Linked DNA regions of Homo sapiens: region 1 is linked to region 2. The links are chromatin loops, found by intact Hi-C in ENCODE. Cell type or tissue: PC-3. All regions are shown on one strand. Links, peaks and the distances in the headings refer to the core of each region. The heading gives the core; the rest is flanking DNA. Region 1 has its middle 7.9 kb from the start of ARHGEF3. Region 2 has its middle 60 kb from the start of ARHGEF3.

Region 1 (15,382 bases), core at 4,706-7,205, 51 kb after region 2:
TTCCAGCTGAAGTTAACTCAAACCTGTCTTTATTACTCCATTTGTTGAAAGAGAATCTGATATGGAACTTTTTGCTTGGATGATGTGCCACACATGTAGTCTACTGTTAGAAATTGTTTAAAAATCTGAGTTTCAGAGCTGTCTTTCCAACTGGTTGGTTGGTTCCTGGGTTTTGAAGAGATTCGTTCCTCCTCCAGACTTATCTCCTCGCTCTGTTTGGGACCATAATAAACCTAGCTACTGTTTATGAAATTATTACTATGTGGTAGCCCCTTAACCAGGTTTCTCTCTAATCTTCACCTCCACCCTTTGAAGTAGGTGCTATTTGGTCCTGATTGCAGATGAGGAAACTGAAGTTCTGAGAGACTGAGTAACTTGCTTGATGGTTGATATTTTGGTGGTTCTCCCTCGTGGAAGGTGGAAGAGCACACTGTGCTCTGTAGTTTTCTGGATGTGAGATTATGTCTAGGGTGACTCTAGCACTTGGGGTTGACACCTGACAAGGACTTGAGTGAGCATCCAACCCCCTGATTGATCAGCAGGGGAAGCTGGTGAGCAAAAACGTCACAGGACTGGACCCAAGTCAGCACTGCTTCTCATTCAGTGTTCTTTCAGTCATATCATATAGGCTCAAATCCTTGACCCTTGCATCATAGGCTCTGGCCTCAGGACTCCCTGGTTTGTGACTGGCCTGTGAATTAACGTTCCGCTTCAGAATTGGAACTTGAGGTTCTAGAAGCAAGGTGCTTGCATTTGAACTCCAGCTCTGCTGCTTACTAGCTGTGTGACTTTGGGCAAGTTGCTTGAACTCTCTGTGCCTCAGTTTCTCCTACTATAGAAGTACTCATTTCATAGGATTGTTGTAAGGATTACTTGAGATACTTCATTAAAGTCAAAGCACAGTGCCTGGCAGAGAGCAAACACCTCTTCGGCTCTCAGCATCATTTACTGAGCTCTCATCACTTGCCAGGCATCTTTTGGCAATGGGGATGTAGCCTTGTACAAGCGATTCATGATTCTTTTGGAGCGTACAATCTAGTAGGGGAAACAGATGCTAGAGAATAATGAAGATTATGATTTATTAAGTAATTCTAGTGCTATTTGTTATTTATGGGGCACTATTTAGAAGTTGCTGCAAGGTATCTTTGTTTTTAGTTCTAATTCTTATAAATGGACAACATTAATGTAAGTAAGTATTTTGGGTAAGAAGTTTGGCCAGGGTTGCACAGAACCCTCAGCTTTGAGAAGCCTGTGGTTTAGCATCTCATGCCAGCAACCATCTAGATGTGTATTTTTGTTTTGTTTTTTAGAGACAGAGTCTTGCTCTGTCACTCAGGCTGGAGTGTAGTGGTACAATCATAGCTCACTGTAACCTCCAACTCCTGGGCTCAAGCCATCCTCTTGCCTCAGCTTCTAAAGTAGTTAGGACTATAGGAATGCACCATCATGCCCTCCTAAATTTTTACATTTTGTGTACAGACAGGATCTCACTATGTTGGTCAGCCTGGTCTTGAGTTTCTGGCCTCAAGTGATCCTCTTGCCTCAGCTTCCCAAAGTACTGGGATTATAGACATCAGCCACCAAGCCCAGTCAGTCATCTGTGTTATATCCAGAACAGAATTAGGTATGGCCCTACCACTTAGATGCAAGCAGCCCACCCTTGAAGGGCAGAAGGGAAGCTGTGACTGGGCAGAATCCACAAGGCAGCAAGACTTGGTCCACTGAAGGAACAGATAGCTCTCATAGTCATAACAGGCCTGTAGGAAGAAGACAGTGTAGGAACCAAATGCTGTTGTAAAGATAACACAGGCACTATGTAACCGAGTACCTATTTTTAAGTGACAGTGGTATATTTTAGGCCAGTTCTATCCCATTTGTAGTCTGTCTCCATTTTCCCTCAGTAATTCTTTTCTCATAGTTGATCTTTCCTCTGTTTCAACCTCTTGTTTGCTTTGCCATTTGATATTAAAAGAATCTATATGCATATGCATTTCTTGACAAATGAGTACATTGAGCTTAATTTTCTGATGAGCCTTCATAAAATATTACCATGCTGAACCAACCCAAAATGTGGGCTGCCTATACCAAACATGCTAATTTTAGACAGGGTGCTTTCATCAGTACATAAGATATGAATTTTTATTTGAAAGCTTTCCTGAAATTAAATAGCATAAAATCAAGATAATACTCCATATACACTTCAGTCTTTGCTGTTTAATAGAATCACAGAAGCATACACATTTATGTTTAAATCACCTTGTTATATGGTTCAAGAATCTATGTCTCAGAGAGATCACTTGACTTGCCCAAGACCACAGACTTAATGGTAGGGCCAGATTGTATACCATGTCTTCTTTTTTTTTTTTTTTTAATTTTTTTAGAGGTGGGGTCTCGCTCTGTTGCCCAAGCTGGAATGCAGTGGCACGATCATAGCTCACTGCAGCCTCAAACTCTTAGGCTCAAGCAATCACCCTGCCTCAGCCTCCTGAGTAGCTGTCACCATAGGCATATGCCACTGTGCCTGGCTAATTGTTATAATAATAATTGTTATTATTATTGTAGAGATGAGGTCTTACTTTGTGGCCCAGGCTAGTCTCAGACTCCTGGGCTCTAGTGATCCTCCCACCTTGGCCTCCCAAAGTGTTGGGATTATAGGTGTAAGCCACTGCACCTGGCCCATGTCTTCTAATTTAGGTCAGTTCACTCTTCACTCTGCTGCTTCTTTTATATATGTGCAACAGTCATATCCTTTTTTGAAATTATAAGATTAAATCAAAGAATTAATGTCTTTGGAAGCAAGGAGTGTTGGAAAAGTTCTCCAAATTCCACCTTTTTTCCTTAATTCATTTAAAAAAAAAGGGAGAAGGATGATTTATTTACCGGAAGGGTTAATAATAGCATGACGTGCTAACTGTATGCTTAGAAATCTGACATACATATTATCTTATTGGATTATTCATGTGTTTTTAACTCATTAAAACCTTGAAACTCTCATATCCCCATTTTATAGATGCTTAAACTGATGTTTGTCATCATTAAGTAAACTGTCCAAAGTCATATAGTTGGCAAGTGAAAACTTGGTATTTGAACCCAGGCTTCTCATTCTAAAGCAGAGGTGTCCAATCTTTTGGCTTCCGTGGGCCACAGTGGAAGAAGAATTGTCTTGGGCCACACATAAAATACACTAACACTAACAATAGCTGATGAGCTTAAAAAAAATCGCAAAAAAAAGTCTCATAACGTTTTACGAAAGTTTACAAATTTATGTTGGGCCACATTCAAAGCCATCCTGGGATGCATGCAGCCTGTGGGCCATGGGTTGGAAAAGCTTGTTCTAGAGCTTGTATTCTATGTTCTTCCAGAAAGAAGGACAGAGTGTTGAGTATTCCACAAAGAAAATTTTGCTGTAAAGGCAGAGTGGGAGGGAAATATCTTATTCTTTTTCAGTTTACTAGCTCTTCACTTTATAATTTAACCTTCCATATTAAAAGCTTCTCTAGGAAGTGAGAATTAATTTGGGGGAAGGAAGCCTCAATTATTCCTGCTTCCAGCTGGTACAGATGCTTGGCCACTTCAGGACAGGTAGGAGGGAGAATGTTGGCATCTGTCTACTGAGCTCAGAAACTGGAGAAGCATCTAAATTCAGGAATGATGCCAGGTGGGGTGGGGGTGTGGGAGGGAGGAAAAGGATGTGGTGTTTGGGGCCCATAACTCAGGAAACGTGATGGCACCTAATTTCAGAGTGGCATGAGGCAAGCATTTAGGAAAAGAATAGTGAACTATTGTTACAGGTTTTTTTTAAATGGGTGGGTTGTTTTTATAAAGTTTTATGAACAGGAAACTGAAGCAAAATGCTGATCCTTTTAGTTTTTGAGCTCTGCCAGCATCATTTTTATATTTATTTTTGAATTTTGATGACAGGCACTTCCTTTAACACTTCTGGGAGTAAAGTGTAACAAGATACCCCAAACTGCATTTCATAACAGCAGAATCCAAATGAAGAGTTGTAGTTTCAGATCTTTTCGATAACACGGTGAGACAGAACTGGATCCCTCCCCAGCCAGGGGAGAAAGAGAACTCTTTCAGTAACTGAGGCAGTCTGCAGAATTTTTTCCCTTTCAAAACATTCTAGAAAATTTGCCTAACATGTGGAAAACCTCTAACATGCATTAAAATGGGATAGACTGTGGCAAAGAAAATACAGATCAAATTCTCCTCCTCCCATGAATCATAAAAACCCAGCCTTCCCAGCTATTGTTTCTCCTGGAAGATGACTTCATCTTAAAGAAAGTGGTTCTATCTGTTGTGTGTTTTGGATGCACTAAACCAATGTTTCAGGCATCTGGCTGCCAACTTTGGAGATGTTAAAAGCCTGTTTTGTTCCTGCAGGGCACTCTTTCATTGCCTACCTTATAAAAGTTATGTCTTATTGCATTTTCCTGGCACCAGAGCAATCCTTGTACCTACCCATTGCATTTGGTTTTTCTGAGCCTGCAGGCAGCACTGGGTTATTAAAGTTCAAGGAGGAATCCACATGATGTTGGCTTTACAATTTTAATTCTCTCTTACCTTCTTTCCTCCCTACCTCCCACTCAATGACAGATGAGCTTTGTTCACCATGTATTGTCTCTAAACCAGAATGAGCTCTCAAAATTATCTCTTGTAAGGCTCTAGGAGGGGAGAACATGACTCCCCTTTGGTGGAGCAGCTAGCAGAGAAGTTTCCTTCTTCCTTTGGCTTCTTTGAATAAAAAGTTCTTGAGTCTATAATTTATCATCAGCCTTGAACTTCAGATAAGCACCATGTTTAATCTTGCAGAAACATCAGGCAAAATCTGCCCCCTCCCTTAAAAGTCAGCCCCTTGGGGCCCACCTCAAGAAAACAGAGTTTTGATACAAATGGCATTAGGTGTGAGCATGGCAAGTTAAGAGGAAAAAAACATTTTTGTAGAGTTTAACCTGGAATCAAAAACCTAGAGAAGGGAATGAAAGAAATAACCTTTAAAGGGAAGGAAAAGGGCAGATGAGCATGTTGCACAGTGTCTTTGAAAATAAGCTATTTGATGTCCCTTTGTCACTAGTTTCAGCCTTCCTGGCAAGTCCACCTTGTTCAGGAATTAGTGTGTAAACAGCTGGAAGGAACTGAAAGCTCTATCATATCTGAGAGGCCCCCACAGTCTAACACTGTAGGAGCCGTTTCTCAAAGTGGTTTGGACTCTTCAAGAAGCTAAACATTAAAATTAGGGGCCTATTTGAATTACCTTTCAAAATTTCAAACAGCCCACTATAGTATTCTGCATATTATTTTTTGGTCCCATCTCAGAAGTTTTAAATATGGTGTATTCCTCCTTGCAAAAATCTTCTCTGGATTTGCTTCCTCCGTGACGTGTTCTTTGATTAGCCCCATTTCAATTTAATTTTCATTTCAACAAATATGAGCTGAGAGTCTGCTATGTGCCAGCGTAATAGGAGGAGCTGGGGCTACTGTGATGAGCAAGATAGATATGGTCCCTGTCCCCTTGTAGCTTGCAGCCAGGCAGTGGAGACAGACATAAAATCAGTCAATATGAGCAGGCTGACTACTGGGGAAGAAGAGGTACTTGGCACCTTGAGGGCACAAAACAAGGATTACCCTTGCCTGGGGGTCACAGACAACCTTGAATGAGAGGAATTAGCTAGGCACAGCTATCAGTTGGTTGTACTTATTAATGCTAGAGTTGAAGAATCAAATGATAGTGCAATGATAAAATCTGGGGAACTAGTGACTAAGTGCTTCTGTTCAGTCCTCTATTGCCAAGGCTTTTGGTTTAATCAGAATTGTGGGCACATGCGAACTATGTTTGCTGAGCTTGGTTTTGGCTCTGAGATGGAAAAAAAATCAAGTAAAGCAGAAACTGTCTTAATTCAGCTCCCACTTAACCAAAGCATTCAGTTAACCCACACCAACTAGCCCCTTTGTGAAGCGTGTCTAATACCCACAGCACACAGAACACTTTCAGCTAATATGCTGCTTCTAGCATACGCCAGCCAGTTTCCACTCCCACCAGATGAGACACATATTTGCCAGGAGTCCCCGAACCTGTTTCTACTAGTTGAACTTGTTCTGTAATTAAAGTCTTCTGCCCATGCCCCCACCCCCACCATCTGCCCCAGCCCCAGCCCTAGGTCTTTTTTCAAGTAAACATCTCAAGCCAAGTGCCCTCCTCCCATTCTCTGCTCTACAGCTAATTTTTTAAAAACGTAAATGCTGTCATGCCCTCTGGCTATGAAGATAAGCATGTTTTAAATTGGAACCTTGGATACCAGATTGTAAATCAAGTCCCAAGAGCCAGAACACATCTCCTAGTGGGTGGCTTACTTGGTAGTTTACTCGGAGTATAGATTTGTCAATTTTTCATCATATCCTTGAGGCACCCATCTGTATATAGCATGGTGTGGCACACAGTAGTTCCTCAGTGCACGTTTGTTTGGATGAACAAATTAAGAGGCTCCTTATTCCCATTCTGGGTTTTGATGCTACAGCCATTGGGCTAATTACCCCCTGTGCACCTCAGGACTGAAGATTTGTGGTCAGAGCATTTCTAGCCTGTGGCTGGGGGATCATTATTGGGCTTGCTGATCATTCTGATTCATAACACTATGTATGTTACTCGAACAGTGCTTTTTGAGGGTATTTTACAGATTTCTGGGTCTGCTGCCAAAGATTCCAATTCATTGGACCCAAAGTGGGCCTTAGGGATATATATGGATTTGATAAGCTTCTTAGTCAATTTCACAGCAGGTGGTCTCTGGGAGTGTCCCTGACTCCTCAGAAGTCATTTCTCTATAAATGTATGGGTTTTCAAATTCAGGCCAGATGATATGAATACTGCCATATTTTGTTATTTTACACATTTTCCTCCACATGTTAACTTCTCTTGAATTGCCAAGGGTCTTACAATTGATCATATAATTTAATTGACAATATTTTTCTTTTCTTTTCTTTTCTTTTTGTTTTTGAGACTCAGTCTCTCTCTGTCACCCAGGCCGGAGTGCAGTGGTATAGTCTCAAGCTCACTGCAACCTCTGCTTCCTGGGTTCAAGCCTCCCGAGTAGCTGGGACTACAGATGTGTGCCACCATGCCAGTTACTTTGTCTATTTTTTGTAGCGACAGGGTTTCAGCATGTTGCCCAGGCTGGTCTCCAACTCCTGGGCTCAAATGATCTGCCCGCCTCAGCTTCCCAAAGTGCTGAGATGACAGGGGTAAGCCACCACACCCAGCCTATTTTAGAGAGTACATAAAATAATAGCACATATTACAGTCTTAGGTTCGACAAAATACGGTACTTTGATTACTGAGTTTGTAGTTGATGGAGGAGAAAACACCTCTAATATCCAAAGCTGGAATGTATACATTTTAGGTTCTAATTTCTCTGAATAATGGTTACTATACGAAACCCACATAAAGGAATACCTTAGTTGTAGTCTGAGGGGAATAAATAACTAAATAAATATATGGCCAGGCACGGTGGCTGACGTCTGTAATCCCTTTGGGAGGTCGAGGCAGGTGGATGACATGAGGCCAGGAGTTCGAGACCAGCCTGACCCACATGGTGAAACCCAGTCTTTCCTAAAAATACAAAAATTAGCCAGGCATGGTGGTGCACATCTGTAATCCCAGCTACTCAGGAGTCTGAGGCAGGAGAATCGCTTGAACCTGGGAGGTGGAGGTTGCACTGAACCGAGATTGCACCACTGCACTCCAGCCTGGGTGACAAAGTGAGACTCTGTCACAAAGGAAAAAAAAAAAGTAAAGTAAAAAATATTTTAAAAATTAAATATAACATATTTATTGAATCCTTAACCCCCAAATATGAAATACTCTCAAAGGCAGACTCTCCAGAAAATTCAAAGACACTCTAGTAGTACACAGAAAATGTTTTATTACTTCTGTGGGCAGAACAAGCCTGCTGATAGTTATAAGTTCAAATTGGAGAAGGTCAGGTTTCTTACTGCAAAATCTTCAGTGAGACAGGTTTTTGTTTATACAAACTGTGCATCCAGAAACACCATATATCAAGAAAATAGTAAATTAAACCCCTTAGGGTTTTCATTTAATCACTGAGTTTGCATTTCTGCCCCCCAAAACAAATATAGTGGCAAAGGTTGTCCTGGGGAAGAATAAGACTTGAAAAAAATTCCCTCTTCCCTGGTTTCTTCTTTATTATATTTCATTGAAATTTTAATTTTCACTGGTGTTTTAAAGTATATTTGTGTACCTGAAGCAGTTTAAGACAGTTTTCTGTCCCCTCACTCCCTTACTCCTATATTCCTCTTTATTCTTTTGTCTGTCTTGTGTTTTATGGAATTTGTTATTCAGCCAACGGTCAGGTTTGGGCATCAGGGAAGACTTGATTCATTGCCCTGTTCTGGGGTTTCTTGGCACTCAAGCATTTCTTCTTTGCCCCACCAAGCCTAAGCTGATATTTGATACTAATCAATGATCAAAGTCTGAAGTGAAAATACCTTGAGGTCAATACCCACAGATTCCCTTGGCTCCAATACCATATTTCAGGACCACTCTCTCTTTACCACAGCGTTTCTCAATAGTGGCACTATTGGCATTTTGGACCTGCTAATTCTTTGTTATGGGAAGCTGTTCTGTGTATCATAAGTGTTAACAGCATCCCTGGCCTTTACCTATTAGATGCCAATGGCACCCTGGCCTTGTCCACTGACAATCAATCAAAAATACATCCAGACAGTGCCAAATATCTGCTGGGAGGTAAAATCACCATTGGTTGAGAAGTATTGCTCTTATGAACCAGAGGCTAGCAAATGTTTATGATGTTTCAGGGCAAAACACTTCAATATTATTATTTTTTTGAAAAAACAAAAAAATTTGCTAATTTCATAGCTAATTTTTTATTTTTATTTTAATTAATTAATTATTTTGAGACAGGTTCTCACTCTGTTGCCTAGGCTGGAGTGCACTGGCATGATTATGGCTCACTGCAACCTCGACCTCCTGAGCTCAAGGGATCCTCCCACCTCAGCCTCCTAAGTAGCTGGGACCATAGGCACATGCTACTACGCCCAGCTACTTTTCGGATATTTCTTTTTTTGTAGAGATGGGGATCTCATTATGTTGTTCAGGCTGGTCTCGAACGCCTGCGCTCAAGCAATCCTCCTGCTTCGTCATCCCAAAGTGCTGGGATTACAGGCGTGAGCCACTGTGACTGGCTAATTTATTATTACTATTTTTTTTGCTTTATAGCTGATAATCCACAGGATTAGCTCAGCTGGGAGAGAGAGATACTCTCCTTTAACCAGTTTTTCAGAAAATGAGACCTTAAAGAAAATGCAAGAATTAAGCCTTCCAGCTTTAGACTATCCGGGGATACTTTTTTTTTTTTTTTTTGAGACAGAGTCTAACTTTGTCACCCAGGCTAGAGTGCAGTGGCACGATCTCGGCTCACTGCAACCTCTGCCTCCCAGGTTCAAGTGATTCTCCTGCCTCAGCCTCCCGAGTATCTAGGACTACAGGCACCCGCCACCATGCCTGGCTAATTTTCGTATTTTTAGTAGAGACGGGGTTTCACCATGTTGGTCAGGCTGGTCTTGAACTCCTGACCTCAGGCGATCCACCCGCCTTGGCCTCCCAAAGTGCTGGGATTACAGGCATGAGCCACTGCACCCAGCCCAGAGATACATTTTTGTAAATCTAGACTGGAGTCAGTGGACAGCTCCTCAGGCAAAGGGAGAATAGTAATACTGGTATGAGTTTAGAGATGATGGTTGCTTCATTTGTGCCATTTTTACCTATCTAGCAGTAAATCACAGTCCTGATCTGCCAGAATTCACTGCCAGAACTTCTTTAGGTTCCCTCCCCATCAAAACTGAAATTAGAGAGAGGAGAGGGGGGCTTGGTCATTAACTGGAAATGTCACCCAAATGGAAGGGGAGGGGAAAGGTGTTGCAACACTCATGTGCCCACCATATACCTACACATCCATGCCACTTTAGCAGGTAGAAGAGATGACTTCAGATACCAGGGAAAGCAAACAGAGGTACACATATTGGAGGCCCAGGCTTTCGGGGATCAGCTACTGTTCCTTGAGCTCCTTATTCAAATGTAAACACATAGGTTACAATTGAAAGGCCACATTTTAAAATTGGCCTTATTCTTTGAGCAAGTATGTATTAAACATCTGCCTGGCATAGAAGTTCAGGAATGGGTGGAGAAGAGGAGGGGAGAAATGTATCTAATTGAACACCTGACTGTAATAAGCATTCATTAATTATTTGATAAATGAATGAACGGATGGATGAACAAGCCTTTAAAGAAAAAGGAACTCAGGCCTGGCGCGGTGGCTCCCACCTGTAATCCCAGCACTTTGGGAGGCCAAGGCGGGGCAGATCACTTGAGGTCAGGAGTTCGAGACCAGCCTGGCCAACATGGTGAAACCCCGTCTCTACTAAAAACACAAAAAATTAGCCGGGCGTGGTGGTGTGTACCTGTAATCCCAGCTACTCAGGAGGCTGAGGCGGGAAAATTGCTTGAGGCCGGGAGGTGGAGGTTGCAGTGAGCAAGATCACACCACTGTACTCCATCCTAGGCAACAGAGCAAGACTGTGTCTCAAAAAAAAAAAAGGAACTCGCTATTCCTTATGTTAAAATATAACGCTAATAGGACAAAGCATTGTCCTGTTGGCTGAGAAGGCTGTCACAGCCATGTTAGCTTCTGGTTTTATCCTCAGGCTAGGCCTGCTCTGCTCCCAGTCATGGGACTGGGATTTAAGGAGTTGACAGATGGTCTCCAAGCCATGCCTGGTTGTCTGCAAGTCTAAAAGGAGCTAATAACCAGTGGTGGGCTTCTGTATTCAGGCCTACCATTCCACCAGCAGCCCAAATGACCCCCGCTCAACACAGGCAAGACCACAGGCCCTGTGCTTGGCACAGTTCCTGCAAATGCAGAACAGCCCTCTTTATTTCAGTCTCCAGGCTTCTGGCTGGCAAGGAACACTGCCCGGCTGTGAAGCATTTTATAGGATTATAACGGGCTATGCCGAAGGCAAGTTCTGAAAGACACTTTGTGCCGTTTCTTTGAGTGAAGCTGCCTGTTAGAGCAGTGTTGTTCCTAAGCCCGTAAACACACACACAGGCAGAATGGGGAGCTCTGGGCTCCTGGGGCCACTTAGCTTGGCGGCATTGCAGGACTGGACCAGCTTCCCTCAACTGTGACACTAACCTTAGGGATATGCTTGGAGGCCCTCCTGCAGGGGTGCCTGTTTTCTGACAGTCTTTGTTCACGGACACCCCCAGATAGTGTCTCAGGCAGATTGCCTAAAACCCCAATCTGTCAATGGTGGAGCAGTGCATTACATATGGGGAAGGTGCTGAAGTCAGGGACCAAGGTGGAAATTGCATGAGGTCAGAAATACTCCTGAAATAGCTAATCCTGACCTTAACCTATATACTGATGGAAGTTAAAAAAAAATACTCCTGAAAAATTTGTTAAATGCCTCAAGGACCATATACATGGCTTGTATGCACCCCAAATTGCTGGCTTGAGTTTATAGGCTTTGTTGTACCAAAAATATCTGTATTTAAACACCAGAATCCTATTCTGGATGGTGAGACATTCGTGCTATAAGAAGCTTGGAAGAATCAGACCACCCAAGAGAATTCCAGATTCCCATCTTTCCTTTTGTAGCTTATGCTTTTTTATAGCACTATTTAAATTGTTACAGGCCATTAGTAATCTCTCTGCCTCTGTCTGTCTCTCTTTGCCTAGCATGTATAGTGGAAAAGAGGTATGTTTGTCATATATATGTTGTGTAGCCCTGTGTATTTATTGATTTTTATGGCTCCAGTATATTTTAAGGAAAGCAAAGAAATGTTTTAAGAGAAGATGGATACGGCAGCCTTCTCATCAATCAATATGACTGTTCATTGCTCTGCAATAGTTGTGCTTCAACCTAAGTTGCACTTTAACATTTCTTCGGAGGCCAGGCACAGTGGCTTATGCTTGTAATCCTAGCGCTTTGGGAGGCCGAGGTGGGTGGATCACTTGAGCTCAGGAATTCAAGACCAGCCTGAGCAACATGGTGAAACCTCATCTCTACAAAAAATATAAAAATTAGCTGGGCGTGGTGACGTGTGCCTGTAGTCCCAGCTACTTGAGGGGCTGAGGCGGGAGGATTGCTTGAGACCAGGAGGTTGAGGCTGCAGTGAGCCAAGATTGTGCCACTGCACTCCAGCCTGGGCAACAAAGTGAGACCTGTCTCAAAAAAATAAAATAAACATATTTCTTAGGGTTTGTTTACTGTTACACTGGATTTATGGTATGTCAGACTCCCTGCTTGGCCCTAAGGATACTGCAATGAGCAACCCAGTCCCAGGGCTATCAGACGTCGCCAGGGTGACTATTTTCTTCACCAAGTGCTGTAAGTATATTTTCCAACTTGAGAACACGGCCCAGCAAGCTCTTCTGGGAGTCAAAGCCAGTGGCTTTGATGGCAAATGTGTTCTAGTTGAGATAGTGGACTGTGAGGGCCAGAAGAGCAGGCAGAGAAAGAGGAATAAGAAGTGGCTCGGGTACTTGGGCACAGGTTCTTGGTGGCCAGACAAGCCCTGAGTGACGCATGTCACTGCCTCTGGCCCTGCCTTTGGCTGCATAGTTAATCAGGGGCTACTTGGAGATGAGGTTACTCTCACACCCCCACCAAGCTTGGCTAAGCTTTTGGAGCACTTGTGTGAGCTCCCCATCAGCACAGCTCAGGCTAAAAGGATAAAATTGTGTTCAGGAATACAAATAGGAAAAATCAGTGGTTCTGAGGTGCTCTTTCCTGCCCCATACCTCTTCTGAGACAGTTTTCTTCCTATTGCTTCAGGTTATCTATCGAGGGAAAAAAACTCAGGTGCTCTCTTCAATTTCAGTTGGAACCTCCACCCATTCAGGAGCTTCATTTACATGTGTGGTAATAACAGGCTGGTTACACAGGGCCCAATTCTTTCTGCCTCCAAAGGCAGTTTGTCTGCACTAGCTGGGTAGGAAAGTAAGTGGATTTAGTGTGAGGGTGTGGATTTGATACCTGGGATGAAGAGCTATGTATTATGAGGTGTCCTGCCTGAGAAGTAGGAACTGCTGGGTTCTGACCTCAGCTAGAAGCAAAGAGCACGCAAACAGGGACTGGATATCACCATTCCCACTATCCCCTGCATCCCCAGGAAGTAAAAACAAAAGATAGTGTCTCCATAGATCACCACCTGATGTAGTCATGACTTTCCACATGAGGAGGAAAAAGATTCAACAGTACAGTCTACAAAATAACTTTTGAGAGATGATCATTTTAGGGCTGGGCATGGTGGCTTACACCTGTAATCCCAGCACTTTGGGTGGTTGAGGCAGGTGGATTGCTTGAGCTCAGGGGTTGGAGACCAGCCTGGGCAAACATGGCAAAACCCTGTCTCTACAAAAATACAAAAATTAGCTGGGCACACTGGTCCAGGCCTGTAGTCCCAGCTACTTGGGAGGCTGAGGTGGAAAGATCACTTGAGCCCAGGAGGAGAAGGTTGCAGTGAGCCAAGATCATGCCACTACACTCCAGCCTGGGCAACAAAGCAAGACCCTATCTCAAAAAAAAAAAAAAGAAAGAAAATATGATAATTATAATATTTTAAAAAACTATAATTTCCCAAGAAGTGCCATGAATGAAGGTATTTTTCTTTTTTTCTCTTGAGACAGGGTCTCACTCTGTCACCAGGCTAGAGTGCAGTGGTGCAACCATAGCTCACCACAGCCTTGAACTCTTGGGCTCAGGAATCCTCCCACCTCAACCTCGGGATTAGCTGAGACTACAGGCATGCACTACCATACCTGGCTAATTTTTAAATTTTTTTGTAGAGGCAGGGTCTTGCTATGTTGCTTAGGCTGGTCTTGAACTGTTGGCCTCAAGCCACACTGCTGCCTTGGCCTTCCAAAGTGTTGGGATTACAGGTGTGAGCCACTCTACCTAGCCATCTTTTCTTTTTTCTTTTCTTTTCTTTTCTTTTTCCTTTCTTCCTTCCTCTATTTCTTTCTTTTTTTCTTTTCTTTTTTATTTTTTCTCAGGGTCTCTGTCACCCAGGCTGGAGTGCAGTGGTATGATCTTGGCTCACTGCAACTTCTGCCTCCCAGGCTCAAGTGATCCTCCCACCTCAGCCTCTGGAGTAGTTGGGATTACAGGTGTGCACCACCATCCCTGGCTAATTTTTTGTATTTTTTTTGTAGACACAGGGTTTCACTGCTGCCCAGGCTGTATTTTTCTTATAAAAAATTTTAAAACATGAGCTATAAGCTTAAGTCCCTTTTGTTCACTATCTTTAATTCTTTAAACCCAGGTGCCTCCCTTCAGCCACAGGGGAACTGGTAAAAGCTTGCTGTGGATTCTTGTAGACAGTGTTCAATGCTATTTACCCACAAATATGTCTTTATAGAAAATATATGATATTCTTTGGTAAACTTGTATTTTTTTTTAACACAAATGGTATTGTATTATGCTTAGTCTGCAATTATTTTTAAACTGAGTCTAATACATTGGAGATCTTTCCATGCCACACCCATAGACCCATCTCCTTTTTCACTGCTGCTAAGCGGTATTACACAGTGAAGAAAGTTTATTTAAGCACTCCCTATTGATGGATATATTACCATTGTTTCCAGTTATTTTTTATTTTTTACTGCCCCAGACAGGGCTGCTGCAAACAACCTTAAGATCAATCGCCTTCTTGGGCATTTATAATGTCATTGTTTCTCCAAAAAGGATCCAGAAAGGTGTGGTAGTGCCAGGTCATCCATGCACAGCTTTATACTTGAAGGACACTCTGTCAGATTGCCCTCGAGTGTCAGGCAGCCTCTGAATATGCTAGTCAAATTTAAAAGTTGGTGCAAAGTGGGAAAGGTCTCGAGGGAATTTTCCGGGGGTGGTGGAAATGTTTCGTATACCGACTGTGGAGGTGGTTATACGGGTGTTTACATTTGTCAGAACTCAACAAACGGTACTCTTAAAATGGGTGCATTTTGCCATTTGTAGATTATATTCCACTGACATTCATTTAAAAAACCAAACAAAAACAAAACAAAACAAAAAAAACGTGCAGTGGCCTGGGAACAGGGTAAGAGAGAACACCACCCCTTTCTAATGTGGGCTTTTAAAACGCTCGCTTTTCCCCCCAGGCTCCTTCCTGCCTCCAGGTGTCACTACAGCCTCCTTTCTCCCCGTTGCCCGGTTTCGCCCCAGCCTCCTTTCTACCAGCAGCCTTTCACCCGGAGAGTGCCAAAGAGCCCGAAAGGAGCTATCATGGGGTCTGCCTGCCCCGCAATCGCGGCCCACGCTCTGCGGGGGCGCCCGGAGTCGA
Region 2 (15,382 bases), core at 5,774-8,273:
ATTTTTTTTCCAGGCTGGAGCCTGGGTCTGTCCACCTGAAAATTATGTAAATAATACTGGTTAGGAAGTTTCATCTGGGCTTCCATGCCCAGCTAATTGAGTTTACCCCTAAATGATTTATGTAATTATATCAAGCCTCATCTTTGATCTGGTTATATATTCCTGGTTTCAATTGCAGAAGCTGTTTGTCTGTTTTTCTTACTTTTCTCAATTGTGTCTGATACCTGTTCTCTGTGAAGAGAAGGAGATATGTTGACTTTTGCCCTTGATCTTACCATGCATAGAATTTTACATTACTTGACGGACACTGAAATTCTTGGGTAACTTCAGAGAAATGTTAAAAGAATGAAGTGACCAGGAGAATTCTCGTGGTTTGTGTGTCTTCCTCTACCCTGCTGTTTAACTTACCCTGCGATGTGCTGATCATTTTACGGAGAGAGCTGACTCAGTATGAGCAGGTGGTTTCTCTATAAGCATAACATTCATGACTGATATTGAAGGTGAAACATTTGAAACGAAATCACGGGCTTATCTTCAGTGGTCACAATGCCAGGTTTGGATTAACTCCTTAGCAATCCTGCAGGGAAACCTGAATGGGTTTATTCCCAACAGACTGACCTTTTCCCCTTATAATACTGTAAATGGAACTTTTTTTTTTTTAACTCCTCACGTACCTCAAAATATCAATTTCCAAAACAGGAATCCTCTACTCAGCACTAAAATCAATAAATCTAAAGAGCTTCTTTGTCTTTATTTGGCAGAGGAAAGGGACGATTTTGCTGGTCAGCTCTATATAAATTCCATTGAAGAAAATATTGTTTTAGAATTAATGAGTTAATTTGTTCATTCTTTAGTGCATTCACTCAGCGCGTCCACTAATTCAATCAACTGGCATTTACTGAGCTCTGCCATACATCATACACGGGCCACTGAAAGAAGCTAAACTTAAGACTCATTCATCTGCAGACAAGTGGGGGTTGCACTCTTGCTTCTGAAACAAGTTAACCAAGCACAGAGAAGGCGCATCTAAGCTGTACCCATGGTTGTTTTTCTCCTTTTTCCAAAGGATCAATTCTGACTCTTGGTTGGTTTTGAAAGAAATTTTACTATGGATTCTTTTCTGGTAATATTTTTCTCTCTTAGAATATCCTTGAAACTGGCTGGGCGCAGTGGCTCATGCCTGTAATCCCAGCACTTTTGGAGGCTGAGGCAGGCAGATCACCTGAGGCCAGGAGTTCGAGACCAGCCTGGCCAACATGGTGAAACCCCGTCTGTACTAAAAATATAAAAATTAGCCGGATGTGGTGGCACACGCCTGTACTCCCAGCTACTTGGGAGGATGAGGCAGGAGACTTGCTTGAACCCAGGGTGGGTGGAGGCTGCAGTGAGCCAAGATCGCACCACACTGCACTCCAGCCTGGGTGACAGAGCGAGACTCTGTCTCGAAAAAAAAAAAAAACAAACAAAAAAAGAATATCCTTGAAATTAACTTATTTGCTTTTAGCTGGTTAACTCAAAGGTTCAGTCGGGAAGGTGCTTCACTTTATTTTATGTAAAAGCCAACCTTGAGAAATTATACTTTGTGGTGGGCTTTGCATCTGTGCTCTCCTTACAGTTAGGCATTAGGCTCTAGAAGCATTGAGTTTCAAAGAAACATCACTAGGGTTTTTTACATCTAGAGAGGACCTTTCATTTTGTTCATGTAGAGTGGTTGTGGGGTACTGTTCCATTTTAGGGAGAACGAGGTTGTTTGAAATGAGCCACTTCTGTACATTGTTATTAGTAGAAGTATTTAACAAAATGCCTTTGCTATTGATTTTATTCTGTAAAGTTTGATTCATATCCAAGCAGATGTGATCAAGAGTGTGATGGTTTGATAAATAGAGCCAGAATCACACCATTATCACTTCCTCCAGATGGTCATGCCCTCTTCATTTCCACAGTGGCTGGATGTCTAGGGCCTCCAACCTGGTCTTCCTCATTTTCCTTCAGTTCTCTGCTCAAATATTCTTAGACTTCCTCTGTCCCACTATGTGAAATAGCATTTCCAGGCCAGGCGCGGTAGCTTACACTTGTAATTCCAGCACTTTGGGAGGCTGAGGCGGGAGGATTGCTTGAGCTCAGGAGCTCGAGACCAACCTGGGCAACACGACGAAACCCTGTCTCTATGAAAAATATAAAAATTATCCAGGCATGGTGGTGTGCCTGTGGTCCTGGCTACTTGGGAGGCTGAAGCAGGAGGACTGCTTGAGCCCAGGAGGTTAAGGCTGCAGTGAGCCATGATTTCTCCACTGTACTCCAGCTTGGGTGACAGAGCAAGACCTTGTCTCAAAAAAATAAATAAATAAATAAATAAATAAATAGCATTTTAACTCCTCGGCACTCCCCTCTCTTCTTATCTGACTTTATTTTTTCTTCATAGCCTTTATCATCACCTGCCACATTATGTATTTTTTAAATTTATTATATTTGTCTCTTCACAGTAGAATATAATTTTTATTTTGTTGTTTTTGCCATATTATCAACATCTGGGGCAGTGTCTGGCATTGTGTGTCCGATAAACATTTGTTGGATAAATGATTGAGTGGCTACTTGGTTGTTCATATGTTACATGCTGTCTTTGGAAGGTTACTGTAAACATGAACTGGATTTATCTTGGCAACATTTTAAGAACATGTCTTCCTCTACATACATATTTGCCTTCCCTCATTTTTAAAGAAAACCAGTACAACAAAAGGAAAATCAAGGTCTACCTGAAGAGACCTTGTGATATACAAAGCAAGATAGGTAAAAATAATACCAGGCTTTTATGAGCTAATAAATAAGTCAGGCTAAAGACAAGAGGATAGAAGGAATGTGAAATATACACATGATTTCATATGGATGTGGAATTGTTAACACCAGTGCTACACTTAACTCAGTTGGTATGGAAAGATCTCTCAGGATAGTGGTAGGAATGGAAATTTTCTATTAAAATGAAAAACATCCCACTGTTGCAGTCTCAATTCCTTTCCACTTAACGGGTGTTTATTGAGTGCACAACACTATGCCTGGTGCCCACCATGTGGTTACAGAATGAAAGATGCTTGTAAGGAGTTATCAATCAACATACATTGCTTGTTTATCCAAACTTGTGGAAAGGAGTATATTCTAGATGATATAGAAATGACAGAGTACCAGTACATCTTTTATATCTCACTCAGAATATGTTCTAGCTGTTACATTGAAATATGAGTAAGCCTTGCCGCTTGAGCATTCTCAATATTGTGAAAAAAATACAGGAGCCACTTTGAGGAGACCCAGCATTGTTGGAGGTAGGAATGTGCCAGGTTCTCCCTGCTGGACAAGGTGGAATGCTTCCCTGCTTTCTGTCCAGGGTGAGTGGAGCAGCCTCCCCTAGGAACATGACGCAGGGCACCGGTCATACTAACCCACCATCTTTAGTCTCCCTTTTACCCTGTGTGTTTAGCTTGTTTTACTCGGAAAAGGTAAATAAGGTTTTGGTTGAAAATACCTTTTATTGATTATAAGCTTCCAAGACAGGGAAAAACTAAACAGGAGGTGCTGAATGGACCTGAAAATGGACCTGATGATCTACTCAGCTTAATCATGCTAATAAAGAAAGGTGGGGTTTGTTTTGTTTTGTTTTGTGTTTTGAGACAGGATCTCACTCTGCCACACAGGCTGGAGTACAATGGCATGATCACAGCTCACCTCAGCCTTGACCTTCTGGGCTCAAGCAATCCTCCTGCCTCAGCCTTCTGAGTAGCTGGGACCACAGGTGCAGGCCACCACACTTGGCTAATTTATTTCATTTTTTTTTTTTCATTTGCAGATAACCCAAAAGGCAAATGATTCACCTACGGCTAACAGAGGTGATTGCATTTTGAATAGGATGTCTGTCTTTCTTTGGGCTGCTATAACAAAATACCATAGCCTGGGTGGGTTATAAACAACAGAAATTGATTTCTCACAGTTTTGAAGGCTAGGAGTGTGAGATTAGGATTCCAGTTCTGGTGAGGGTCCTCTTCTGGGTTGTAGAGTGTGCTGCTCTCATTACCTACACACTTCCCAAGAGCCCCACCTCCCAATACCATTACATTAAGGGTAGAATTTCAACATATGAATTTCAGAGGGACACAAATATTCTGTTCATAACAATGTCCAAGCTCACAGATCACACCTCACTAGCCACATGCCTAAATGTCATTAAAGGCACAGTAATTTACTAACTTCCATAGAGGAGAGAAAAACCTTTTAAAAACATATTTTTTAACATGGTTTGGATACAGTGAGTTTTCACAAATTTGAATATTATGTGTAACTGAAAAACATTGGCTTTAAAAAATTATAAATTATCTTCCTTTACATTTGATATTTCATGTGGTTTTGCCTTCACATAGAAAAGAAGGTTTCATCATAAGCACGTTTCTGATGTGCATTTCTCATAGCTGTTGACAACTTGCTGTGTTTTGCTCTGCTCTGTTTGCCGTAGCGGAATCATTCTCCTTTCTAACCAATCTGTGCGCTGTGGTAGCATGTTCTCTTCTAGGTTGCTGTTTAAGTTTTGTTATGTGCCTTGATGATGTTCCCTCTCTGTAATACAACCAGAAATTGAGGCTGCGACTTCATTTAAATTATTGTCAGGTTGTGGAAATAGGCCTGCCATGTGCTCGCCATCCCCACAGGGAAGTGGAGGAGTGTCTGAAATGAGAAATGAACCAGCTTCTGGCAACTCATGAAGAATGTGTCTGGAAATAGGGATGGTATGAAGGGAGGGTTATTGCTGTGTTTTATATAATAAAGGGAATGATTAATGGGCTCCCAGTATACCACAGTAAAGAACAAAATTGCCTTTGGGACCTTGGAGGCTTTGTTTAGTTTGGGGGCTTATGTTTGACTGAAGGTCTCATGTTCTTGACAAAAGGGTGACATTTGCTGAGTAAACTTTGAAATTTTATTATATGTAATATAATAACTGAAGAGGGGGCTATCAAGACACTCTCTGAGGAAGGTCTATGTTAAGTGGCATTGATCATTGCATAGCTTCCTGATTTACAGGTGACTTGGAAGATCATTCTAAACTGTAAGGTCCTTGAGGACCTTACATGTATTCTTTTATTCTTTCCTCATTCTTTCATTGATATTCACATTGACTGAGCATCTCCTATAGTCACGCTGTGTTGGTTGGTGGTAAGAGAATAACATGGTGAGCAAACCAGGCAAGGTGCTGGTGACTTACAGTCCAATTATGGAGGCAGATGTTAATAATCACCGTAACAAGAATATAATAACAAATGAAAACAAAAGCTTTGAAGAAAAGAGAGACATGTTGCTGTTAGGGCATTTAACCAGGGAGCTTGACCTAGTCATGAAAGGCCAAGGAAGCCTTTTCTGGGGAAGTGAAAGCTGAAAGAAGGTAAGGTGTTAACCAGGTTAAAGAGGAGAGTGAAAGAGCTGTGACCTTGGGAACAGCATGTGCAAGGGCCCTGTGGCAGGATGGAACATGCTGCTTTGAAGGCAAATGCAGCTGGTAGGTGGTAGATGGTGAGACTGGAGTAGTTGACAGGAACCAGACCACACATAGCTTCAAAGGCTATGCCCAAGATTTGCATCTTTATACTAAGAACAGTATGGAGTCACTAGGAAGGGGATGTGTTAGGCAGGGGTGTCATTTATGCTTTCATTCCTCTGGTTGATTATGAAACCAAGGGTAGATGTGGATGATGAGTAGAAAGCTGCCTTAGTTTTCTGATGAGAGATGGTGGTGTCCTGGCTTAGCTGTCTGTAGGGCAGACAAGTTTGAGAGACATATATGGCTATGTATCTTTACTGCCTGGTCTTGAGTGGGCACTTAGTAAATGTTTCCCTTCTTGGCATGCGTTAGAAGATGTGGGTTTTATTTTACCTTCTGTCATTGTATAGCTATCAGACCTTGTATGTATTGCTTCACCTCTCTGGGTCTCAGTTTCCACAAATATAAAATAATATAGATGAATTGTGTCCTTTCCAGTGCCAAATTCCCTAGGTTCATGATGTTTTGAGTGCTATCGGTTTTTCAGGCAGAGGATTAAAAGGTAAATGTGGGCCGGGTGTGGTGGCTCACACCTGTAATCCCAGCACTTTGGGAGGCTGAGGCAGGTGGGTCACTTGAGGCCAGGAGTTCAAGACCAGCCTGGCCAACATGGTGAAACCCTGTCTCTACTAAAAAATACAAAAATGGCCAGGTGTGGTGGCTCACACCTATAATCCCAGTGCTTTGGGAGGCCAAGGCGGGTGGATTGCTTGAGGTCATGAGTTCAAGACCAGCCTGGCCAACATGGCAAAACCCCATCTCTAGTAAAAATATGAAAATTAGCCGGGCATGGTGGCACACACCTGTAATCCCAGCTCCTCCGGAGGCTGAGGTGAGAGGATCGCTTGAACCTGGGATTTAGAGGTTGCAGTGAGCCAAGATTGCACCACTGCACTCCAGCCTGGGCGACACAGTGAGACAATGTCTCAAAAAAAAAAAAAATTAGCTGGGTGTGGTGGCACACACCTGAATCCCAGCTACTCGGAAGGCTGAGGCATGAGAACTGCTTCAACATGGGAGGCGGAGGTTATAGTGTGCCGAGATCGCGCCACTGCACTCCAGCCTGGGCAACAGAGTGAGACTCTGTCTCAAAAAAAAAAAAGAAAAAGGTAAATGTGTTGGTTTAATAATAGGAGATCAGTATCTGAGTTTGCTTACACAACCATCTTTCTTCAAGTCCTTCTTTCTAACTCCTTGGATGTTAGAAGACATGGTTAGGGGGCACCACTGTATACACTTAACATTTCATTTATGGCAAACAAGACCGGTCTTTAATTAGGTTGCCTTTTTAAAGCACACCAGATGTGAGTCACTAGAAAAACAAAACCAAACTCTTCAAATGAGTAGGAGTGAATGTAAGAATTCTAATGAATCAGCCCAGGGTACACAGCCTAAATGAAGTGGAAAAAGCTAGGGGAGGTTTGCTAAGGGGGTGCATTTGACTCTTGCGTCCTATAAGTTGGGAATCCTTTGTCAGCAGTTGTAACAGGCATGCTCAGCTGCAACCACAAACATTTTCCAATGGAGGAGTGTTGATAGCATTTTCATTGACCTTAAAAAAATAAAAAATCTAATGGCAGGGTCAAGGGGAAGGCAAGAGGTGTAATTTGCTGGTCAGTCTCAGTCAGCCGCCTGCAGCAGCCTCGTCCTGTGTGAGACTTTAAGGGAATGCACATTGGCATGGGGGTTCCCAGGCGGAGGGGGGCCCAGATTCAGCCTTGGCCTCATAGAGGAGCAACAAATTGAAACAAGAGCAGCCCTGTTGACCTTCAGACTGCAAATGGACTGCTTTCTTTGTGCCATGTCGCCCAGTGAAATAATCCTGATAAAAGCTTTTTGTTTAGCCATTGGAACAAGAGCAGGGATTCAGGGAAAGAGTATTTCCCCACCCTTTTAAAAAATGTTTTGGTGTTGGCTGTTCGACAGACCTGGGTTCTGCTGAACCAGTAGGCATTGGAGTAGGGGGATTTGTGGAGTAGGGAGGTTCTTGGTTGGTTCTGAGGTCATCTGCAAGGTTTTTGTTGCATCTCTCACACTTACAGAAGGGCAGTCTGACCCTGCTCCCCCTCCCACTCCCCTCACCCTGCCTTTACCTCCATACCATTCCTTTTAAAGTCCCAAAAGGTGGGTGGGTGGGGAGGGTCAGGGGCTTACTCTTTCATTTGCTCCTTCATTTTAAGCTGTGGATTAGCATCTATGTTTTTGCCTTTGTAGCAGATTGGCCAGAGATAACCCCATTATTTTAGTGCATCCTGTTGCTGTGTATAGGTTTTAGGGATCATTTGGGAACTATTATAGGTTATAGACCAGTGGAAGCAGAGCTGCTGCTTATTAGATTGAAGACATTTGGTAGAGAGAGAGTTAAAAAAAAAAAAAAAAACCAACAGGTTAGAAGGCTTCATTCACTTTTAGAAGAGAGAAAGGAGGAAGAGTCTGAGGTACATTCTATAGCTTTGTGGGAAGAGGGGATGCTTCCGGCAGGATCTTTGGGATTTGGCAGTGGCAGACTCTACTCTTTGCTCCCTGCAAGGCCCTGAACAGCCTCCTGAGGGCCCAGCAGATCCAGGCCTTTCCGACCCCAGCCCTCAGTCCCCAGGCCCTTGTACATTTTATACTCAGGTTCCATTTAAGAAGTGGGAGATCCATAGCCCCTTCTGTAAATGTATCAAGAGAGAAAATCCCGGGCTCAGGGAACTTTGAAGCCTCTGCTTTAGCCACTGCCCCCAAGCCTCCATTGGGCTCAAATTTCCTTGCTTTTCCTGCTAGGAAGACTGTTTCTTTTGCATGCTTTCACCTGGGCAATCTAGGTTTTAAATTTTGAGCATTTGAGGAGCTTGTGTTGGTTTTCTACCAAACCTAGATGATAGATTAGGTTCCAGTTCCTTCCAGCCCCAAGCTTTCTAGACAATCTAAGGCCATCCTTTGACTTCTTCAAAGTTAGATGGCCCCTAAGACTCCTCCATGTCCCACCCCAGTCTGAAGTTGATGGCCAAAGTCCCAGGCAGAAGGCACCAAAAGGGAAGATACCACCCTGGCACTGACCACCACTCACTGGTGACAGGCGCTTCATACTGCAGCAGCCCCTCTGCCTACATAACAAGCCTGAGAGGTGCTTATCATCACACTTGTCTTACAGGAAGCTAAAGCCGACATGGTTTCTTTTCTCCAAGACTTTGCAGATTTGCACAGGGGCCTCTCCTAGCCATGAATCTCCTCTCCTTTCCCTGCAGCAGGGGGCTGGAGGTGCTTTATTTCTGCCGCATTGCCTTTTCATTGTGGGCCTAGAGACCACTCATAAAGGCAGATCTTCTTTGTTCTTTAGTAGCCATGATTCAAGAGAAGCCCTGGTATCGCTCTTCCTTACAGCTGACCATTGCCAGCTTCTGAGCACGAAATGAACTTGGCACGTATTAATCACGTCATCCCCCACCAACCATTAGGCAGATCTTTTTAGAAACATAAATCAGATTACACTCCTTAGTCAAACTCTCCAGTAACTTCCAGGGGCTTCCATGGGGTCTCTAAACTTGGATTGGAAAAAAAATTACATCTGTATTTTCACTAACCTCCAACTGAAATTTACATTTCCTTTCTATAAATGAGGACAAAAAACCACAGCAATATCAGCAGTTACTTGTGACTTTGTCACCAAAAGAACCCACTGTGATTTTCTCTTCACATTATACTGGTTACATATATCTCAGAATATTTTGTATGCCCATTTGATTGTAAAATGACAGTAGTGGTTAGATCTGCCACCATATCTGTTATTTAAACAGGCTAGACACAGTGGCTCACACTTTGGGAGGCTGAGGTGGAAGGACTGCTTGAGGCCAGGAGCTAGAGACCAGCCTGGGCAACATAGTAAGACCCCATCTCTACAAAAAAATTATAAAATCAGCTGGCCATGGTTGCACACACCTGTAGTCTCAGCACACTACTCAGGAAGCTAAGGCAGGAGGATCACGTGAGCCCAGGAATTTGAGGCTGCAGTGAGCCATGATCGTACCACTACACTCCATCCTGGGTGACAGAGTGAGACTCTGTCTCTAAAAAATAAAAATAAAAAATAAATATGAACAAAGAAGTTATTTAATAAATTAGATTTTTATGTTGCAAATTATATTTTATTTTTAATTAAATTGTTTGTTTATATTAATTTTTATCTATCTATCGATCTATCTATCTATCTATCTATCTATCTCTCTTGAGACCAGGTTATGAGACTGGCTAATTTTTGTATTTTTAATAGAGACAGGGTTTCGCCATGTTACCCAGGCTGGTCTGGAACTCCTGAGCTCAGGCAATCCACCCACCTCAGCCTCCCAAAATGCTGGGATTACAGGTGTGTGAACCATCATGCCCAGCTCAATGTAATGAGTTTTCTTAATCAGAAGTGTACCAACGGGGCTGGGTGTAGTGGCTCATGCCTGTAACCCCAGCACTTTGGGAGACCGAGGTGGGCAGATCCCTTGAGGTCAGGAGTTCGAGACCAGCCTGGCCAACATGGCAAAACCTGTCTCTAACTTAAAAAAAAAAAAAAAAATTAGCCTGGTGTGGTGGTTTGTGCCTGTAGTCCCAGCTACTCGGGAGGCTGAGATGGGAGAATCGCTTTAGCCTGGGAGGTGAAAGTTGCAGGGAGCCGAGATCTCTGCTCCACTGCACTCCAGCCTGGGTGACAGAGTGAGACCCTGTCTCAAAAAAAAAAAAGGTGTACCAAGGGGGTGGCAAGAGGGATGTGGGCTCAGTCTGCCCTGGATTTAGGCAACAAGGTGGTGTGCTTTTATTATTTAAAAACAATAATACAGGCTGAGCACGGTGGCTCCTGCCTGTGATCCCAGCACTTTGGGAGGCCGAGGTAGGCGGATCACGAGGTCAGGAGATCGAGACCATCCTGGCTAACACGGTGAAACCCTGTCTCTACTAAAAAAATACAAAAAATTAGCCGAGCCTGGTGGTGGGCGCCTGTAGTCCCAGCTACTCGGGAGGCTGAGGCAGGAGATTGGCGTGAACCCGGGAGGCAGAGCTTGCAGTGAGCCGAGATCACACCGCTACACTCCATCCGTCTCAAAAACAAAACAAAACAATAATACAGTCAACTTAAAGTCTATTCTTCTATGATCACTATAAGCTGGTAACTCTAAACAATGTCCATGATAAAAATACTCTTCCCTGGCGGGATAAATCACTCCCATAATCTCCCTGCCCCCACAGTCCCATCCTTGGTCTTTCATAATCCTACATTTTTTTGTTTTTGTCTTCGCCATTTAAAAACATTTTGCAAGCAGAGGTCCATAGGGTTCAGCAGGCTGCCTAGGAAGTATATAACACAGAAACAAGTAAGAATCCCTGACTTAAAATAAAATGTAGATCCACTTTCCTTGGCCTATAGGGCCCAAATGTCTAGGCTCCTGCCCACCTGCCAACCTCATTTCCCTCCACCCTCTCCATCTCTTGGCACCTTCTAATAAACCAGAATTTATTGATGCTACTGAAACATTCAAGGTTTATTCTTTCCTTTCTTATTCCCCCAGATATGACTCCCACCTTGTTCTGATCTCAGCTTTCAATGTCACCTCCTTGCAAAGGCCATTCCTGGTAACTCAATTTAAAGCAGGCCTTGCCCTCCCCGCAAGTGCTTTCTGTGCTGTTGTTACTATCTAAACCATCTGTTGTTCTTGTTGACTGTCTTCCTCCCCTCACCAGAAGGTAAACCCACAAGCACAGACAGGGACTGCCATTGTCAATTGTTATAATCTCTAGCATCTTGGCAGGCACTGGTAGGGGCTCAGTATCCTCAGAGCTGAGTTTGCTTCTCTTGAACTTTCTGTGGTAGCAGCCAGTTAATATATATTTAATTACTAGGCTTAAACCCATTAAAATTCCTACAAAACCTGGAAAAATGTACTCAGCTATAAAAATGCATGTGGATACAGTGAATGGATAGTGCAACCATTACAGTGAAGGAAAGAAGAAGCCTTTTTTTTTTTTTTTTTTTTTTTGAGACAGGGTCTTGCTCTGTTTCCCAGGCTGGAGTGCAGTGGTGCAAACATGGCTCACTGCAGCCTCCACCTCCCAGGCTCAAGCGATCCTCCTGCCTCAGCCTCCTGAGTAGCCGGGACTACAGACATGCACCACCATGCCTGGCTAATTTTTGTATTTTTTTATAGAGATGGGGTTCCACCATGTTGCCTAGGCTAGTCTTAAACTCCTGGGCTCAAGCAGTCTGCCACCTCAGCCTCCCAAAGTGCTACGATTACAGGCATGAGCTGCTAAACCAAGAAACTTTCAAAATGTAATTTGTAGGTCAGAAAAATGGTGCCAGAACTGGATGCAGTGGCTTGCATCTATAGTCCCAGCTATGCAAAGGCTAAAGCATAACTGGGCATAGCTTGAACCCAGGAGTTTGAGGCTGTAGTGTGCTACGATTGTGCCTGTGAATAGCCACTGCACTCCAGCCTGGGCAACATAGTAAGAGGCTGTTTCCTAAAAAAGAACCAAAGAGCAAAGAAACTTTTTAGAGAAAAGGAAAAGGAAATGGCACCAGATTCCCCCATCTCCCCGCTTCTTTGGTGTTATAGCCGTTTGGAGAAAGCAACAGGAATCCTGACTCACAGAGCCTTAGATAGAGATGCTTTGTATGTCACAGAATAAAAAGTACAGAGTTAGGTCAATCCCTGATTGACTGACTCAATTACTAAACTATCACCAAACACACAAGTCCTTTCCATCTCCTTAAACTCTTTGTGCTCTTCAGGCTGGTGTCCCTCATGGTTGCAAGATGGCTGCCAGTAGCCACTGGGTTGATATGTTTCCCTTTTCCAGCAAATAAGTTCTTCCCTTTAGTGTGATTGGGTACATTAGGTCACATGCTTGTCCCTGGGTCAATAATAGTCCCAGGAGGAATGCCATGAAGATTGACTCAGACTCTGCCTTGGGGATGAACGGGGTGAATAGTTGCGGAAAATAGGAGTTCCTTAAAGAGGGAGAAAGGGAAATCAACGTTAGGAAGGCAACCCACCGTGGCCACTGTAGATGTGGCTTGTTTTAAAATCAAATTTATTTTTGTTTTAATTTTGAGGAATAACCACTTAGAATAGCTTCTGATGGGAATGATCCTAATCTTTTTATTTTTTCAAATATGTAGGGCTTTTTTTCTTCTAGAAAAAAATTTTAAAAAATTATTGCCTTTATCTTGGCTTTGTTATCAGTCATGTGATCTGGCAGCTGAAGAAATATGGCCCATGGCTGCAGACTTGGATGCTTATATAACAGGCTTTGGTCTCCATAGTTAGTTTTAAATGGAGAGTGTGTGCCAGGGATTTGGAAAAGCTCTAATGTAAATTTTCAAAGAAATAACATTGCTTAGACCTTACTTAGATTATGAAGAGTAAGTTGGTTCATCTTGGGAGGCAGAGCAAAGCCTCTAAGCAAGCTCTGGAAAGCCTCTAGATTTTTTTTTTTTTAATTCCAGTTTTATTACAGCAGAAGTGTCAGCCACTATCTTGATGGATGCTATGAAGTTAAAAAAAAAAAACAAAAAACCTCTCAAGATGGAAAAGAATTTGGCTCACTTTAGGAAAATTCTAAAACAAGAGGTATAAGCAAATGAAGGGCTGTAGAAGGGCTGTAGCAGAGGAGGGAGGGCCCCAGAGACAGAGGTCAGGGAGAGGGGTTGGGACATGGTGGGTGGTGGGGAAGGGGGAGGGGGACCCAAGGAGAATCAAGCCATATCTGTAAAGAGGATCTGTATTCATGAATTACCGGTGTAATAAAACATAAATGAAAGACAGTGTCAGTTTATAAGCAATAAATAGACAAGTAAAATTGCAGTATTAGACTTGATGACATAAGAATCCTTCCATCCCATGTCAGCCCTTGAAAGCTCTGGAGTAAAAGGCTAGAGAAAGAGCCTGGATTTCCAAAAATGTTGACTCACTGTCCTTATAGACAGATACTAGACATAGATCATTTTCTTATTTTCTTTCTCTTTATCCTGTTCCTCTTATTATCCCTCCGCTTCCTTTTTATCCCCGAGTTACGTGTATTTTATGTGGCTTGGTATCTTCTGATGGCGACACCCCCCAGGACTGACTGGTTATGGACTCAGATTGTCCAGACCCCTACCAGACATCTCGTCCACCACTGGCCAGGCCCCTGGCCCCACATCTTCCTCCTCTGCGGCAGGGCCCCCTGCTGGTCTGCAGGCTCTCTGCTCCTTTGAGAGTAAAACAATGAAATGTCACAACCAGGAAAAGAAAAGAAGCCCTTTGAGCCAAGTAGTGGAATTGAAAAATGACACTTGTCTTTTCTGGGATATTGTTTTAGAAGTTAAATTTCCTTTCATTTTAGGGTTAAGCGTAAGTATTTGGAATGCCTTTTCTGACGGTAACTGTGTCATCATCATCTGTACATCTATGTCACAAATTTGGGAGAGCTGTGGTTCAGCATGACAGTTTTTCCTTCCACTTTAGTGTCGTAGTTGTATGTAGCAGTCATTTACAGGGGGTAGGAGAGTGGAGAAGGAGGGAAGACAGGCAGCCCAGAGTACTTTTTTTTTTTTTTTTGAGACAGTCTCACTCTTGCCCAGGCTGGAGTGCAGTGGCGTAATCTCGGCTCATTGCAACCTCTGCCCCCCAGGTTCAAGCGATTCTCCTGCCTCAGCCTCCCGAATAGCTGGGATTACAGGCACATGCCACCACGCCCAGCTAATTTTTGTATTTTTAGTAGAGAGGGGTTTTACCATGTTGGCCAGGCTGGTCTTGAACTCCTGACCTCAAGTGATCTGCCTGCCTCAACCTTCCAAAGTGCTAGGATTACAGGCAGGAACCACCACGCCCAGCCCAGACTACTTGTTTTTGCATCAGTAAAGGCCATTTATTGCTGCCAAATGAGTGTTTTGAAAAGAGTTAGCAAACGTGTATTTGAATTCCTGCTCTTCCACTTTTTAGATATGTGGTCTTGAGAAAAGACCTCCAGATAAAAATGGGAACAACAATAAATAGTGCTTGACAACCTTCAGTCTTTCCTATCTCAATAAAAACCCTTTGGTGACTGCAGGCACCCCTCCCTCCTGCCCCTCACCTCTCTCCCTCCTCTCCACCCACCTCAGCCTGGATTCCTCCTTTTCCCCTCCTCTGACCTTGTTATTGTACTCCATACTATTGTGTTGAATAAGTGACTCAACTGCCTTGGCCACCAGGTCTTGCCATGGCCATATCTAGTGACTTTTTCCACTCTGACCTCTGCCATGTGCTACATAAGATTGACTTTCTCTCTGTGACTGCACACTCTCCTGTTTACTGCTCACATTTCTGACCACTCCATCTTGGATTCCTTTGCAGTTACCCCTTCTTGTGTCCATCCCTTAATTGGGGGTGTCCCTCAGGGTCCTGACAGAGGCCTTTGGGATAGCTGCTTTTGAAGTTCTCCCCTAAACTTCTTACCTTTCCTACCTGCCCCCCAACCCCCCCACCCCTCTAGGTATTTGCATCCCCCCAAATAGTACCTATCTGTTGCCAAAGCCAGAAGCTGGGGTGGCATCATGGCCTCTTTCCTTTACCTTGTTTCCCACCAAATCTCAACCTGCCTGCCTTCTAAATATCTCCAGAGTCCTCCAGTTTTCTTCAGCCCAGTGACTCTACCTTTCAGAGGCTGCTTAGTCTTTGGCCTGCATTCCTGCTGCTAACTTGGAGATCTGCCTGCCTCCTTTCTGTCTCTCAAATCCATTCCCCACACTGAACCCGAGGCATCTTCCTAAAACACAAGTTGGGTTCCCGCTTCACCACTTTACATCCTTTGCTGCTT

What was found. Hi-C counts contacts between places; a loop is a spot of excess contacts. Peaks named below come from ENCODE experiments on the same cell type or tissue, not always from the same donor. Only the 100,000 strongest peaks of a DNase experiment are listed, where the experiment ranks them.
Region 1: it touches region 2 in a loop (4-fold over the local background); 9 of 110 quality-filtered maps call a loop at or near these places.

The regions. Positions count from the first base shown.
Region 1 is chr3:56,802,142-56,817,523 of GRCh38, reverse strand. It overlaps a transcript of ARHGEF3 not described here. Among named protein-coding and RNA genes, the nearest start is that of ARHGEF3, 7.9 kb to the right of the region's middle. In PC-3, for the core only: no CTCF peak of the experiment used is centred there; a DNase peak (open chromatin) is centred at 6,083; H3K4me3 peaks cover 1,036 bases; H3K27ac peaks cover 1,537 bases.
Region 2 is chr3:56,854,439-56,869,820 of GRCh38, reverse strand. It overlaps a transcript of ARHGEF3 not described here. Among named protein-coding and RNA genes, the nearest start is that of ARHGEF3, 60 kb to the right of the region's middle. In PC-3, for the core only: no CTCF peak of the experiment used is centred there; a DNase peak (open chromatin) is centred at 6,930; H3K27ac peaks cover 779 bases.